Regions from separate parts of the Homo sapiens genome. Here region 2 is linked to region 1. A link is an interaction called in ENCODE POLR2A ChIA-PET data of the cell type or tissue named here. Cell type or tissue: PC-9. All regions are shown on one strand. Each heading gives the region's core, and the rest is flanking DNA. Links, peaks and the distances in the headings are about the cores only.

What was found. Peaks named below come from ENCODE experiments on the same cell type or tissue, not always from the same donor. Only the 100,000 strongest peaks of a DNase experiment are listed, where the experiment ranks them.
Region 2: POLR2A ChIA-PET joins it to region 1 with 7 read pairs; 3 of 35 experiments call an interaction of 5 or more read pairs at or near these places.

What each region holds. Positions count from the first base shown.
Region 1 is chr2:207,552,043-207,561,003 of GRCh38, reverse strand. It overlaps CREB1 (cAMP responsive element binding protein 1), which reads right to left. Exons shown (of 8, transcript NM_004379.5): 2 at 5,255-5,376; 3 at 632-778. The coding sequence starts at 5,368. Among named protein-coding and RNA genes, the nearest start is that of CREB1, 27 kb to the right of the region's middle. In PC-9, for the core only: no CTCF peak of the experiment used is centred there; a DNase peak (open chromatin) is centred at 3,923; H3K27ac peaks cover 1,076 bases.
Region 2 is chr2:207,661,977-207,669,976 of GRCh38, reverse strand. It overlaps LINC01857 (long intergenic non-protein coding RNA 1857), which reads right to left and starts at 7,593. Exons shown (of 4, transcript NR_135566.1): 1 at 7,455-7,593; 2 at 2,413-2,478. In PC-9, for the core only: no CTCF peak of the experiment used is centred there; no DNase peak of the experiment used is centred there.

The sequences.
Region 1 (8,961 bases), core at 601-8,600:
TACAGTTAAACAGAGTAGTCACCTTCAAAGGTCTACAGTGCCTTTATTACCTGTGGATCAAACCCAAAGGAAAGATCTCTCCAAAGAATTAGATAACATGCATAGTATAATTCCTGACCCTTAAGATGTAACCTCTGAATATATTATTTCAAAGTTACACACTGTAACTGAAAACCCTAAGCACAGCTGATTTTACAAATGCTTTATGTAATCTCTAAGGTCAAATAATATCTTAGGTAAGGTTATTAATTTTTGATCAAGGGTATATTTTTCTCCAATTGCAGATTTAGAAAATTAGTTACTATTTTTGCATCTCAATTTTCCTCGACTGAGGTACTTCAGTCCTACAGTTTCTCCCAAACACTTCCACTTTATCTCATGTACTTCATTATTTTCCCCAATCAATTCTTTTTCCTCTGCAGCTTAAGAAATTAGTCATTTTCTTTTATGTTTGTTCTTCTGTATATATGTTCCTATACATAAGGTGACTATACAGATGCAGCATATTCCTATACTGTGAATAAAATAAACTGAACTAGATGTGTCCTTATTTTCATAACTAGTGAAAGGAGAGAGATATGGCTATAAACAAAAGTTATTAAAATAGATGCAGAACTTTTTATACACATACCTGAACTGTTTGGACTTGTGGAGACTGAATAACTGATGGCTGGGCCGCCTGAATGACTCCATGGACTTGAACTGTCTGCCCATTGGGCAGCTGTACTAGAGTTACGGTGGGAGCAGATGATGTTGCATGAGCTGCTGGCATAGATACCTATGGTGTTGAACACAGAAAAGAATTATCATCCCAGACACTCTTTGGCAGTACTCATGTTCAATATGAAATAACTTTTTAGAAGCAAAAACGTGACCTTTTTGCTAGATATGTATTTCACTGATATGAAAGTAATGACTAAATTTAATATTCTTTAAGAAAAAACACTATAAAAAACACCAAAAACTATACCCCTATCCTTTTCAGCTCTTCCCAAGTGACAAAAAATTAAAAACTATTCCCATGTTATACCAAATATGTAATACAGACTCTCTGAACATGAGATATCACTTTATTTGTATGGCACTTTACATTTTCCCACCTGCTTTCATTTCCAATTTCTGATTTTGCTATTTGAAGAAACTGAAGACTGGGTGATAAGGATCTCCATTTTTAAAAACACAAATAACTGCTCAATGAGATTAAGTGTTCACCCAAGGTCAACAGATATACTATCCTTGAAGAAACATAAAATTCTAAAGAATATCATGTTAAATAAGTCACGTTCTAAAATCTAACTGCTCTCAAGCATAAGCAAACCTGACCTACTAAGTCTAGAACTAAGGCAGTTTTAATGAGTCAATACCCAGGTTAAAAGGGTCCTTAAATCATACATGTCTATCAGATGTTATTTATTGCTCCTATGCTTGAACACATTCAAGGATAGGAATTTTATTTGCTAAATCAGGAAACAGTTATTGGGGACCTATGTTCCAGGAATAATGTTAGAACTGAAACTACAAAAGTGAGAAAGATAGGGGTCTCTGACCTCAAATAAATTATTGGGGGTATGTATGCGAAGGAATGGGGAAAAGAGACACAATACAATTCAGTTTAGTAATGAGGTTTGCTAAAAGAAAAATGGACACACTGAGAATTACTCTACCCAACCTAAGAGAAGGGGAGGCTATCAGGGAAGAATGTGAATTTAAAACAAAAGAAAAAAGTTAGACTTGTTATTATTACTTACAGGGAAGAGTCACAGAATTTCAAGCACAGAGTGGAGTAGTGGCAAAAGCAAAGAGAAACAGCACACATGGCAGAGTGGGATAACCAGCAGCTCAGCACCAATGGTGCACATAAGTGTGTTACTGTATGATGTATGAAGTAGGGAGAGAGAAAACAACAGAGGCAGGTGGGGCTAGATGTGCTAGTCACAAAAAGCCTGTATTATGTCACCTCAGAGAAACTGCATTTTATCCTGAGGGTATTGCAGAAGCCACTGAAGGGCTTTTGAACTCCTGAATACCATGGTGATGTTTGCTTTTAGATAGATCACTTTAGGCCGGGCAATGTGGCTCACGCCTGTAATCCCAGCACTTTGGGAGGCCGAGGCGGGTGGATCATCTGAGGTCTAGAGTTCGAGACCAGCCTGGCCAACATGGTGAAACCCCATCTCTACTAAAAATACAAAAAATTAGCCAGGTATGGTGGCAGGTGCCTGTAATCCCAGCTACTTGGGAGGCTGAAGCAGAACTGCTTAAACCCAGGGGGCAGAGGTTGCAGTGAGCCGAGATCGCGCCATTGCACTCCAGCCTGGGCAATAAGAACAAAACTCCATCTCAAAAAAAAAAAAAAAAAATCACTTTAGTGGCAGTGTGAAAGATATATATTTCAGGGGGAAAACTGGTGGTGGGGAGACCAACGAAGAAAGCCCATGAAGTAGTTAAGGAAAGATGATGAAGGCCAAAAAGAGGGCAGTTAGTAGTAGTAGAGATGGGAACGAGGGAAGTGATTTTATGAAAATTTGGAAGCAGTCCAGAAAGGGCTTTATGAATAGTTAAAAGAGGTGAGAGAGGAACTGCAGATGACCCAATGTTTCATGTCTGAAAGAGAATTGGCAGACTGTCCTTAATTGAAAAAGAGAATGCAAGAAGTAAGGATAGGCTTTTGGGTGACTGGGGTTGTAATGGAAGATGATGAAACTACTCTGACATCTGAATTTGTAGAGATGTTTATTTTAGCAGGCAGCGAAATATGTGACTGTGAAGCCTGGGGGGAAGATCCCTATAAAGACAGTGTCTTTGGCATATAGGGTAAAACCAGAAGCTTCCATCTCTGGATAGTAATAAAGTCCTTACTTATTAATCACTTTCTCTCTGGCCACTATAAATCTTGCTTAGTTTTATTTGATTCTCAAAATGTGGTCCATGGAATAGCTTCATTAGAGTCACACAGGATACTCTGTAAAGTCAACTCTAACAGGAACCCAATCATACTTTCCCGTACACTGAAGTTTGAGAACCATAACCTTATTCAGAGTATCTCATCTCAATTCCATATAAATGCTCTTGTAATATTTGAAGCAATTACTATGTTCTCTTTCCTGAGTCTTCTCTAGGGAAAATATACCTAGCTAACTCAATGAATAATCCCTTTTCTACACTAATAATTTTATATAATGGCTCCTCTCATTATAAATTTATAAAATACAGATATAAAAAATAAAATAAAAACCCTTTATATTCCTATCACCCATAGCTAATCACTTTTAATATTTTTGTTGTACATCTTCTAGATGTTAAGGCACATGTACATTCAATTTTTATTTGTATTTATTTACTTTTTGAGATGGAGTCTCGCTCTGTCACCCAGGCTGGAGTGCAGTGGTGCGGTCTCGGGTTCATGACATTCTCCTGCCTCAGCCTCCCGAGTAGCTGGGACTACAGGAGCCCATAACCACACCCAGCTAATTTTTTTGTATTTTTAGTAGAGACGGGCTTCACTGTGTTAGCCAGGATGGTCTCAATCTCCTAACCTCGTGATCCGCCTGCCTCGGCCTCCCAAAGTGTGGGGATTATAGGTGTGAGCCATCACACCCGGCCCATACATTCAATTTTTATAACATGCTATCTTTACTCAGCCAACCTTTCTTTCTCATAAAACCACTGAAAAACATGCTTTACCATATCAAAAACACAAACTGTGAGAAAATGGAAGTAGGGAGAAAGGAATTCCCAGGATGACACAATACAGCCTACTCTGGGGACAACCAGACTGGACAAAATAGTGTGACTCCAGAGATAAGATGTGTTAAGGGCTATCATCATAAAGAAGCCTGCTGGCATTGCATCTTCTTTTTTTTTTTGAGAGGGAATCTTGTTCTGTCACCCCGGCTGGAATGCAGTGGCGCAATCTCAGTTCACTGCAACCTCTGCCTCCCGGACTTAAGCAATTCTCCTCCCTCAGCCTTCTAAGGTCGCTGGATTTACAGGTGTGTGCTACCACGCCTGGTTAATTTTTGTATTTTTAGTAGAGATGGGGTTTCACCATGTTGGCCAGGCTCGTCTTGAACTCCTGACCTCAAGTGATTCGCTCGCCTCAGCCTCCTAAAGTGTTTGGATTATAGGCGTGAGCCACAGCGCCCGGCCTAGCATTGTGTCTTCCTCTTTCTAAAGGGCAAAATATACAGATGAGCCCAGATTCTTATCTGTTGACCCTATATTGATGGAAGTCCTGGCTCTCTCCCCTTCAATCCTGCAGCCTGCCTCGTATGAGTACATTAGATGTATTTGGCTTTGTCTTATTCCTGAAGGCTGGAGGTAAACCCTGGTGGTCTTAGGAGAAAACACAGAACAGCTCACTCCTTCTGACTATATTCTTGCTGGAAATCCAGTATCTGGCTCACACTACCTCAGCCAGACACCCAAGTGTGGTGAGTCCTCTATTTCCCATGATTCATTCTTGCTAGGTGACTTCTCTAGGAACTTTTAAACTCTTGGAGAAACTGAAGCTACATATATCAGAGCTTCTGCTAGGATTATATTCTCCTGGGAACCTTCATCTGAAAGAGACGGTATCACACTATTACCTAGCAGGTCTGTATCTGCTATTTGTTTTTTAAGTTAACCACCTTTCTCATTCCTATCTATGTAAACAGCTGTTAATAAAATAGTTGAGGAGAATGCATGCAAACAAAAACATAAGAATGAGAGAAAATATTCTTAAAGATAGGATGTTAAAGAGAAAGATGAAATGAAAGAATCAGAAATTATATTTAAAATATACAGGAAACAAAAACTGCTATCATCCTTAAAATTTCCTTACATGTCAATTTATTTGCTTATCCTAATTTTTAGTTTAGTTATATAAACTTAGGCTTTCATATTATCTGCATTCCCACTGTTAAAAAATAAATCTGTGTCATATTAAAAAAATAAAAAAAGCAGTTGTCATACATAGCCAAGGTTTTCTTCCCTTATCTGAGAGCACCATTTACCCATAAGTTTAAAATGTAATTATTTCTGGATCATTTCACTAAAAATACTGTATTATTGTTTAATAATACATTTTACTGTTATTGAATTAATACTATCATTTCTAAATATACTCTAATACTAAGTAAATAGGAATTTTGATATTGTAAGAGTATCTCTGCTCATTCTATGTATATCTATGTAATAACAACTAAATTCTCTTGGAAACGTATTCCTCTAGGAAGAGACACAAACTGGAATCTCTCCATGTATTTTATACCTGGGCTAATGTGGCAATCTGTGGCTGGGCTTGAACTGTCATTTGTTGGTTTTCAGCTTCTGTTACAGCTGCATCTCCACTCTGCTGGTTCTCGGCTCCAGATTCCATGGTCATTTAGTTACCTATAATAATATGGAAGAGTGTTACAAGCACCACAGTGCTTTGTGCTTTCGTGACTTTAAAGGCAAATTTCAAGTTATAAATAGGTATATATGTGGTGGTTAGGTTACCAAATGAACTCAGAAATCTAGCTAAAATATAATGTAGCTGAATTACCATCAAACTTATTCAAATTTGCTGAGCTATAAAAGTTCTAGTCCCTTCAAAGAAGAAAAAAACATTTCTTCTCCCTTGGCTGTTTCTTCCCAATGGGATATTACCTTGTCTAGAAATAAAAGATTCTTCTCTTACATAAATCTCCCCTACTAACAAGGAGAGGTGCAGTGGTAGCAAAATTATAATTTTTCAAAACTATACTAATCAGGTACAGAGAGATGGCAGAAGAGTGGAAGTGAGCTAATGATGACAGAGTTTATTAGATATTGGCTTCATAATACCTCCTATAAGGGTATTTCCCCCCATAAGAAGGAAGAAACAGCAATTGTAAGCTACTTCTAAAAGTGATTACTAGTGGTAGGACAAAATCAGCCCGTTTCAAGCCCAAAATTTTTTAGAGATGAGGTCTTGCTCTGTTGCCCAGACTGGAGTGCAGTAGCATGTTCTCACAGTTCATCTCAATCTCAACCTCAAACTCCTGGGCTCAAGTGATCCTCCCGCCTCAGCCTCTGGAGTAGCTGAGAATACACGTGCATTGCACCATACCAGGTAATTTCAAGAGCCCAAGTTGTGGAATTTCAAGGTAGAAAGGTGGAATAAATGGCCACAGAGCCAAATTAGAGGTGCCAAACACTGAAAAAGCATTCTGATACCTCACCCCATGTATAGCATGCAACACTATACTGTACACATACATCCACACACAGAGAAATCTTTTATTTATATATTTTAATTGTAAAATTCTGGGTAAGACAAAAATTGATCTTACATTTGGACTCTGCTTTGCTAAGCACTTAGTATATTTGTAGGGTAATGTAACACTGGATGGCAGCAAAAGTGGAGTGGAGAGCAATTCCTACCAGCAGTAGCTACTGTAAATCAAGGTTAGAGAAATCTCTGGTAACTGGGGAAGCAATCCTGTCTAAAGGATTCAGGAAAATAGGCAATGTTTCTAGTGCCTATTATAATTCAGTGCCTCACATATTATGTGTCAAAACAAATTTGTTAATAGTGAGGGACTACCTTTAGTGATTCCACAAACAACACAAAAAGCCCATGACTTTTCCAGAATATATTTCATTTATTTTATAACTCTGAAATTGGTCATCAAAACTGTCACTGATCCTTGTGATCATTACACTCCATCACAATGTATTACATACTAATACATCTTGCTATCACTCATAAGGTTCTATAAAAAGAAAGTGTTTTACAAGTGACAGTTCAAAAAATGGAAATGAAAATAACTCTGTAGAAATGAATATAGTTTGGAAATACCAAAATCCACAAAACACAGATGACAAGGAAAAAGATCAACAGACTTGACTACATTATTTAAAATATTCATAAAGCCACAAGTGCACTGACCATATAATCGATAGTAATATCCAGAGATGTAGCTCAACAGTATTCACTGTAAAATTTTTTAAATCATAGCAAAAAAACCCCTGAAAACAATTATCCATCATTAAGAGAACCATTACAAAATTGTAACCATGAAAAAAAATTAATATATTGACACATTGTAAAATAGAGCCCCATTTATTTTTTTAAAAAAGTAAAACAAATTGTTGTAAAGGTTTATGCATGCAAAAGGTGTGCAAGATTAAACACTAAACTATAAGCAGTAGCTCTGAACAGAGAAACAGAATTTTGTAGAACTGTACAGAATGACTTTCACCTTTAACTCTTCACATATTTCAGTATTTTAATATTGACTTAAGTATCTTTCTTCCCATGAGAATGGATTCAGGATTACTTGGATAATTAAAACAAATTTTAATATCAGAAGACATATATAACACTTTAATAAGCCAAAACTATACTTTAATCATGATTTTGAGATGCATACAAAGTTTTTTAAACACCAGATACTTTTTTATATGAAATTACCATTTTTGTTTACATTTTGCCTATTCACCCTGTATTTCTAAATTATAAGAAAACTTAAAAATTATCAAATAACTCTGGTTATTATCAAATAATCAAATTATCAAATAATAACTGATTAATTCACTGAGTTATATTTTGCAAACTGTGGTCTTTTAAACTCAAAATAAGAAAGACATCAAATGTAACAAACAACAACAACAAAAGTTTACCTGGGCCCGGCGCGATGGCTCACGCCTGTAATCCCAGCACTTTAGGAGGCCAAAGCGGGTGGATCGCCTGAGGTCAGGAGTTCAAGACCAGCCTGGTCAACATGGTGAAACCTCATCTCTACTAAAAACATAAAAACTAGCCGGGTGTGGCAGTGGGCACCTGTAATCCCAGATACTCGGGAGGCTGAGGCAGGAGAATTGCTTGAACCCAGGAGACAGAAGTTGCAGTGAGCCAACATGGTGCCACTGCACTCCAGCCTCGGTGTCAGAGTGACACTCCATCTCAAAAAAAAAAAAAAAAAAAAAAAAGTCTACCTGTAAGTTATCCGTAATTTTCATCTTGAAGAAAATGGCATATAAAAACAAAAAACTAGTTTCAATAACAATAAAATAAAATAAACAAATGAATACACTCAATGACAGTAATGAGTCAAAGTATTAAGAGCAGACATTCACAGCCGGGCGCGGTGGCTCATGCCTGTAATCCCAGCACTTGGGGAGGCCGAGGCGGGTGGATCACCTGAGATCAGGAGTTCGAGATCAGCTTGGCCAACACGGTGAAACCCGGTCTCTACTAAAAATACAAAAAATTAGCTGGGCGTGGTGGCAGGTGCCTGTAATCCCAGCTACTTGGGATATTTGGGAGGCTGAGGCAGGAGAATTGCTTGAACCCGGGAGGCGGAGGTTGTAGTAAGCCGAGATCGCGCCACTGCACTGCAGCCTGGGTGACAGAGCAAGACTGTCTTACCAAAAAAAAAAAAAAAAGACATTCACAATTTTTTCTTCATTTTCTCCCCCTGTAAACCATCATTTTATCTAGAATAAAGATAAATACAAATGTATCATACCTCCTTTGTAGACAGGGTATACACAACCATTTTTGAAAGACTTTATTCCAAGCCACATTTTTAAAGCTATGCTGTCATCTGGTATGCGTAGTTTTACCCTACCATTTGATTAAACACAATCTAATGCACAGATTGACCATTTCTTTCATTTTTATTTACAACACATTGAGACTACTTAATCTTTTTTGACATTTAAGGTATAGAACACCATTACAACTTTTTGTTTTAGAAAATATTACTCCATTACAATAAAGGAACAAAGCCATTAGTGAATCCAAGTAAATTTTAGTTACAAAGACATACTCAAAATGTTTTTCATCCTCTTCCCTCCACAACTCGATATTTCTTTTTAAAACAAAGTGTGTATAGGAGCCCCATTTAAACAACTGGTGTTTTATTATCATTTCATTCAAGCAGCCTACCAATCCTTTTTAGGGTAGAGGATAGCCTTCTTAATTTTTTTTTTTTTTTTTTTTTTTTT
Region 2 (8,000 bases), core at 1-8,000, 110 kb before region 1:
TATAGTATTTGCACACCCGTGTTCACAGCGGCGTTATTCACAATAGCCAAGATGTGGAAACAACCTAAATGCCCATCGATAGATGAATGGATAAAGAAAATGTGTTATGTACATACCAAGAAATATTATTCAGCCTTAAAAAGGAAAGATATATAGTATTTGCACACCCATGTTCACCCCGGCATTATTCACAATAGCCAAGATGTGGAAACAATCTAAATGCCCATCGATAGATGAATCGATAAAGAAAATGTGTTATGGGCCGGCGTGGTGGCTCAGGCCTGTAATCCCAGCCGAGGTTGGTGGATCACGAGGTCAGGAGTTGGAGACCATCCTGGCTAACACGGTGAAACTCCGTCTCTACTAAAAATACAAAAAAATAGCCGGGCATGGTGGCGAGCGCCTGTAGTCCCAGCTACTTGGGAGGCTGAGGCAGGAGAATGGCAAGAACCCAGGAGGCGGAGCTTGCAGTGAGCCGAGATCACGCCACTGCACTCCAGCCTGGGCGACACAGCAAGACTCCATCTCAAAAAAAAAAAGAAAAAAGAAAATGTGTTATGTACGTACCATGAAATATTATTCAGCCTTAAAAAGGAAGGAAATGCTGACACATGCTACAACATAGATGAGCCTTGAGGACATTATGCTATGTGACATAAGCCACAAAAGACAAATACTGTATGATTTCACTTATATGAGGCATCTAAAGTAGTCAAACTCATAGAAACAAAAAGTAGAATGGTGGTTGCCAGCACCTGATGAGAAGGGGAAGTGGGGAGTTGTTTAATGGGTGTAGATGGCCGGGCGCAGTGGCTTATGCCTGTAATCTCAGCACTTTGGGAGGCCGAGGCGGGTAGATCACGAGGTCAGGTGTTTGAGACCAGCCTGGCCAATATGGTGAAACCCCATCTCTACTAAAAATACAAAAATTAGCCGGGCATGGTGGTGAGCGCCTTACTCTCAGCTACTTGGGAGGTTGAGGCAGGAGAATCGCTTGAACCCAGGAGGTGGAGGTTGCAGTGAGCCAAGATCATGCCACTGCACTCCAGCCTGGGCAACAGAGCAAGACTCTGTCTCAAAAAAAAAAAAAAAAAAAGGTGTAGGGATTCAGCTTTGCAAGATGAAAAGCTTCTGGAAATCTGTTGCATCACAATGTAAATTTACTTAACACTACTAAACTGTACACTTAAAAATGATTAAGATGGCAAATTTTACGTTGTGCGTTTTTTTGTTGTTGCTGTTGTTTGTTCTACCACAATTAAAAAAAATACCCATTCTTAGGATCCAAGTAATTTCTTTTTTTTTTTCTTGAGATGCAGTCTTGCTCTGTTGCCTAGGATGGAGTACAGTGGCACGATCTTGGCTCACTGCAACCTCTACCTCTTGGGTTCAAGGGATTCTCCTGCCTCAGCCTCCCAAGTAGCTGGGACTACAGGCATGTGCCACCAGGCCTGGCTAATTTTTGTATTTTCAGTACAGACAGGTTTCACCGTGTTGGACAGGCTGGTCTCGAACGCCTGACCTCATGATGTGCCCGCCTCAGCCTCCCAAAGTGCTGGGATTACAGGCATGAGCCGCCGTGCCTGGCTGATCCAAGCAATTTCAATTTAATGTCTCTAAGGGAGCAGGGAGCAAATTCCCTTTGTTCTCTGCCTGGGTATTTCTGGATCTTTTTTAAAGCTTCCCAGATAATTTTTTATATACAGCCAAGGTGAAAGTAATTGAAGTCTGCATTTCCTTTAAGAAACTTACCTAAGGCCGGGCGCGGTGGCTTATGCCTATAATCCCAGCAGTTTGGGAGGCCGAGGCGGGTGAATCACCTGAGGTCAGGAGTTTGAGACCAGCCTCAACATGGAGAAACCCCGTCTCTACTAAAAATACAAAATTAGCCGGGCATGATGGTGCATGCCTGTAATCCCAGCTCCTCAGGAGGCTGAGGCAGGAGAATTGCTTGAACCCAGGAGGCAGAGGTTGCGGTGAGCCGAGATCATGCCATTGCACCCCAGCCTGGGCAACAGAGTGAAACTCCGTCTCAAAAAAAAAAAAAAAGGAACTTACCTAAGGCCGGGCGCAGTGGCTCACGCCTGTAATCCCAACACTTTGGGAGGCTGTGCGGGCGGATCACCTGAGGCCAAGAGTTCGAGACCAACCTGGCCAACATGGTGAAAACCCTTCTCTACTAAAAATACAAAAATTAGCAAGCTGTAATGGTGCACTTCTGTAATCCCAGCTACTCAGGAGGCTGAGGCAGAAGAATCGCTTGAACCTGGGAGGCAGAGGTTGCAGTGGCCTGAGATAGTGCCATTGCACTCCAGCCTGGGCAACAAAGTGAGACTCCGTCTCCAAAAAAAAAAAAAAAAAAAAAATTCATACAGGCCCAGGCGTTGAGGGAAGCTCAGCTTCTTCACTCACTGTATGTGACAGCTGGGGCCTCACTTCTCAACTTGCAATGGACAAAGCGCAGTGGAGCTTCTTAACCTGGATGGCAGAAGAGAGAAGAGAGATGGATTTGCAGATGCATTCATGTGGAGACAGCTATCTTTAAACTTATATTGTGCCATTATAAATGAGAACAACAACAGCCTTCCGTGGGTTAGAATGGGGAAGTTGAATAATTTCAATAATTTAAAACAAAGCAGTAAGTCAAAGTCAAAGACTCCTAAAAGGATTTTAATTACTGCAAGAGTATAGAGTCCCTTCAAACAGGCTCCCTTTCTAAAAACACAGCAATCCTAGCTCTGGGGAATAAATGTAGTACTGACTGAAACCACAAATGATGACTGAGAGTGAAAAAAAGAGCTATGTAATTTAAATAAGCATTTTCTTTTAAAAGTATCTATTTTTTTAAAAGAAAGAAAAAATATTTCAAAATATGTTTGTTGGCCTATCCTCAATCTACAGACACATTCATAGACATTTCTCTCAAGGTTCTCCCCGAAGAAAGACACCATCTCCCAGACAAGAAGAAATTATATTTTGCAAGGTTTTGAATGAGAACACGCCTCCAAATCAAACATGTGTGTTGTCTTAATGATTAAAATAGTCTCTTGTTTTACAAAGGCAGATTTGATCTTTCTATCAAATAAAGCATGTTTTGATGATTAAAATGTTTGTAAACACAGCAGTAGTCAGAAAGAACACTTTCATTTGTTGAATCCATTTTTCCTCTATCTCTTCTTTCCTTTCTTCCTTGAGTTGCCCATAAGGGCCAGGCAGGTGGTGCAAAATAGCGGAAACTGTTAGATGCAAGAGTAGGGATGCTGGGGTGGTGATGAACTGGAGAGTGCGGGCTCCATCTGCAACGAGAAGCCACTGGTCAGCAAGAGCCAATGGGTGCCTTGCAGGAATGCTGGCCCAGTGCTAAGAGATTATCCTGTTACTCAAATAAGCCAGAATTCTTCATATTCATATGAAACCTCTCAGGTTCCAAATGGTTGCAATCCATTTAAACATTTGTTTAAACCAGGCAAGCCAACAGTGAGTGACCAGATTGCAGTCTTTGACTTAACCTGTTTAAGCTCAACTTTCTCATCTAGATCAAGGGGCTACAATACAGAAAATACTTTTTAAAAAATAATAAAAGCTGAACTCGTTGAGTCCTTACTTTGTGCTAGACAGTGTTTCAAATACTTCATAAATATTAATTCATGGCCGGGTGTGGTGGCTCACGCCTGTAATCCCAGCACTTTGGGAGGCTGAGATCGAGACCATCCTGGCTAATACAGTGAAACCCCGTCTCTACTAAAAATACAAAAAATTAGCCTGGCGTGGTGGTGGGTGCCTGTAGTCCCAGCTACTTGGGAGGCTGAGGCACGAGAATGACGTGAACCCGGGAGGCAGAGCTTGCAGTGAGTGTCTCTCTGCCTGGATATTTCTGTATCTTTTTTAAAGCTTTCCAGATAATTTTTTATATACACACAGACACACATACATAAAGGCTGGGCTCAGTGGCTCAGGCCTGTAATCTTAGCACTCTGGGAGGCCAAGGTGGGCAGATTGCTTGAGCTCAGGAGTTTGAGACCAGCCTGGGCAACATGGTGAGACATTGTCTCTATAAAAAATACACACACACACACACACACGCACGCACACAAATTAGCTGGGCATGGTGGTGCGTCCCAGCTACTCGGGAGGCTGGGCAACAGAGTAAGACCCTGTTTCAAAAAAAAAAGAATCTAGTTTTGCCCAAAGTGAGAATCTGCACAGCAAGCAACACCCTTCCCCTCCCCCTCTTCACACCCAAAACTTATCCCCTATGTCCCTCATTTTATTGAAATAAATAATTCCTGGCAGCAGTGCTCTGCAGGCCTAGGCTAGGCTCTGTGTGGGGAATCAAGGACGAATCAGACATAGAATTGCCCTGCAGTAGTTCGCTGTTGTCAGGAGAAAAAGACAAGAAATAACAGTAGCAAGAGAGAGAAAGGGGAAAGTGTCATAAGGAACACAGCTAAAGTGTTGCAGAAATTTAGAGAAGAGAGATTACTTCCAGCTGCACCCTTAATCACATACTGCCTCACATCTCTTGTATTATTGTCTTGTCTGGTTATTAATTCCTGTATCATTAAACAACAGCAAACCAGTCACACTGAATAATTAATGGTGTTGCTTCTTCCTCCACATCCAGATCATCAGCTCCTCCAAGTCAGGATTGGAGACTCTGATAGGCACATTTCAGAGGCTAATATCTATAGGCCCCCTCTTTTTTTTTTTTTTTTTTTTTTTTTTAGATGGAGTCTCGCTCTGTCACCCAGGCTGGAATGCAGTGGTGCAATCTCGACTCACTGCAACCTCCACCTCCTGGGTTCAAGCAATTCTCCTGGCTCAGTCTCCTGAGTAGCTGGAATTATAGGCATGCACCATCTTGCCTGACTAATTTTTGTATTTTTAGTAGAGATGGGGTTTCACCATATTGGCCAGGCTTGTCTTGAACTCCTGACCTCAAGTGATCCACCTACCTCAGCCTCCCACAGTGCTGGGATTATAGGTGTGAGCCCCAGCGCCCAGCCTATCTATAGCCTTAAGAATACCTGCTTCAGCAGAAGAGACCACCAATAAAATGTTATGGGAATAAAGCCTGTAACAATATAGTCCTTTATTAGCTTACTAATATTTCTTCAATGCATTCAACAAAATAGGAAATTCAAAGTGATAAATAGAAGACTGCTTTTCGGCTGGCTGCGGTGGCTCACACCTGTAATCCTAGCACTTTGGGAGGCCGAGGCGAGCGGATCACCTGAGATCGGGAGGTCGAGACCAGCCTGACCAACATGAAGAAACCCTGTCTCTACTAAAAATGCAAAATTAGCCGGGTGTGGTGGCGCATGCCTGTAATCCCAGCTACTGGGGAGGCTGAGACAGGAGAATTGCTTGAACCTGGGAGGCAGAGGTTGCAGTGAGCCGAGATCGTGCCATTGCACTCCAGCCTGGGCAACGAGAGCAAAACTCCATCTCAAAAAAAAAAAAAAAAAAAAAAGACTGTTTTTCCCTATAGTCACCTTTTTTTTAATTCTAGTGGGAGAAAATGTCTTCTTATTGGTGTTTCCTGGTTCCAGTGATGGATATCTCAGTTGGGTTTGTTCCCTCCTCTTGGCTACACAGAAATGTCAAATAAAGGTGACTAACTGTAATAGTAAATACACCTTGGGTGTTTAGACTGTTTTTATATAGTAATCTGAGACTCTTCTGAGAGCTTTTGTGTGTGCACCACCAGAGTATTGCCTTTTGGCATCATTTCCAAGTCTTTCCGAAAAACATGCTATGTTTCCTTTTTTCGTTTCTGATTTTTAAATGACAGATGGTTAGGAAAGGTCTTCTTTACTCTTATAATTATTTTCCCCAGTTTTTCTCCATTAAACAGCAATTACTCTCATGCATAATCTTCTTAAGTAGTTACTTTCTAGCTCCTGAAGAGCATAATCACCATGAATGTATTCATCTTATGCACTTCCTGGTTTTTCTCAGCGTGAAACTTCTACTGAATATAATTTGTACCACAGTAACTAACATGGACACTTAAACATGTTTGGTAGTTAACTTTTTATAAGCAGACCAAATTTTTAGATGAAACATTCATCTGTTTTACAAAGGGTCGTTTTCCTGGAATCTATCCAAAAGTACCTTCAAAGGGAAATTAGAAATATGACCACCGTATTTTAAATATTTTCCAAGGGAGTGGTGGAGTGAGAAAAATCTTTTTCCTCTGGCTTAAATTATCTCACATTATACCATGCTAAGCAGTTTACAAAACATGCAAATTATCTGCTTTGCAGAGAAGTAAAACCCCTTGTAAATTTATTTTTTCATGCTAGCAATATCAAAAACAATTTAACTTACACTATGCCAAACAAATCTTATTCTTATTAATTAATTAATTAATTAATTTGAGATGGAGTTTTGCTCTGTTGCCCAGGTTGGGGTGCAGTGGCATGATCTCGGCTCACTGCAACCTCCGCCTCCTGGGTTCAAGTGATTCTCCTCCCTCAGCCTCCCAAGTAGCTGGGATTACAGGCATTGTCACCATGCCTGGCTAGTTTTCATATTTTTAATAGAGACAGGGTTTCACCATGTTGGCCAGGCTGGTCTCAAACTTCTAACCTCAGGTGATCCACCTACCTCGGCCTCCCAAAGTGCTGGAATTACAGGTGTGAGCCACAGCACCTGGCCCCCCAAAAACTTGAGATTTAACAGTTAAACATATAAATCAAGTCATAACAAAGTAGTGAAAACAGAAACAAGCAGTTATGATATCTTCAGAAGAATTATAACTTATCTAAAAGCTTGGAAACAGTAAATGAAATATCAAAAGACAAAAACAAGAGATTTGATAATTTGTGAATTGTAATATTAAAGGCGATTTTGGCAGGCCATATTATTTTACCAGAAGCCACTCATGATGAATTTAGAAGAAATTTTATTCTTGGCATTTGGCATTCAGTGATGTCTACATTTTACAAATAATCTCAAAAGCGAATGAGACACAAAATTTTTTGCTTTTGTTGTTGAGTGTCAAAGTTTGAATTCTGTGGAAGGCATAGTATCCCTTAGTCTCTCAATAAAAAGTAGGCCGAGTGCAATGGCTCACACCTGCAATCCCGGCACACTGGGAGGCTGAGATGGATAGATCACCTGAGGTCAGGAGTTCAAGACCAGCCTGGCCAACATGGTGAAACCCCACCTCTACTAAAAATACAAAAATTAGCCGGGCATGGTGGTGCACATCTGTAATCTCAGATACTTGGGAGGCTGAGGCAGGAGAATCGCTTGAACCTGGGAGGTGGAGGTTGCAGTGAGCCAAGATCACCCCACTGTACTCTACCCTGGGTGACATAGTGAGACTCTGTCTCAAAAAAAAAGTATCCTATCTGACCCCCCATCTTAGTCTGTTTCTGCTGCTATAACAAAATACCACAGACTGAGCAATTTATTTTTAAAAACCCCAGAAATCTATTTCTTACAGTTCCGAAGGCTGGGAAGTCCAAGATGAAGGCACCAGCAGGTTTGTTGCCTGGTGAGGGCCCAGTGTTTGCTTTCATGAACACTGCATCCTCAGGAGGGAGGAACACTGTGACCTCACATGGCAGAGGGCAGAAAGGGAAAAGGGCTGAACACAGTTGGTTAAGATTTTTTGTAAGTCAGTCAAGCCTAATGCCACTCACGAGGGCTCCACTCTCATGACTTAATCACCTCTGGAAAGCCCCACTTCTTCTTTTTTTTTTTTTTTTTTTTTTGAGATGGAGTTTCACTCTTGTCACCCAGGCTGGAGTGCAGTGACACCATCTTGGCTCACTGCAACCTCTGCCTCCCAGGTTCAAGCGATTCTCCTGCCTCAGCCTCCCGAGTAGCCAGGACTACAGGTGCATGACACCATGCCCAGGTAATTTTTGTATTTTAGTAGAGATGGGGTTTCACCATGTTGGCCAGGATGGTCTCCATCTCCTGACCTTGTGATCTGCCGGCCTCGGCCTCCCAAAGTGCTGGGATTATCGGCATGAGCCACTCTG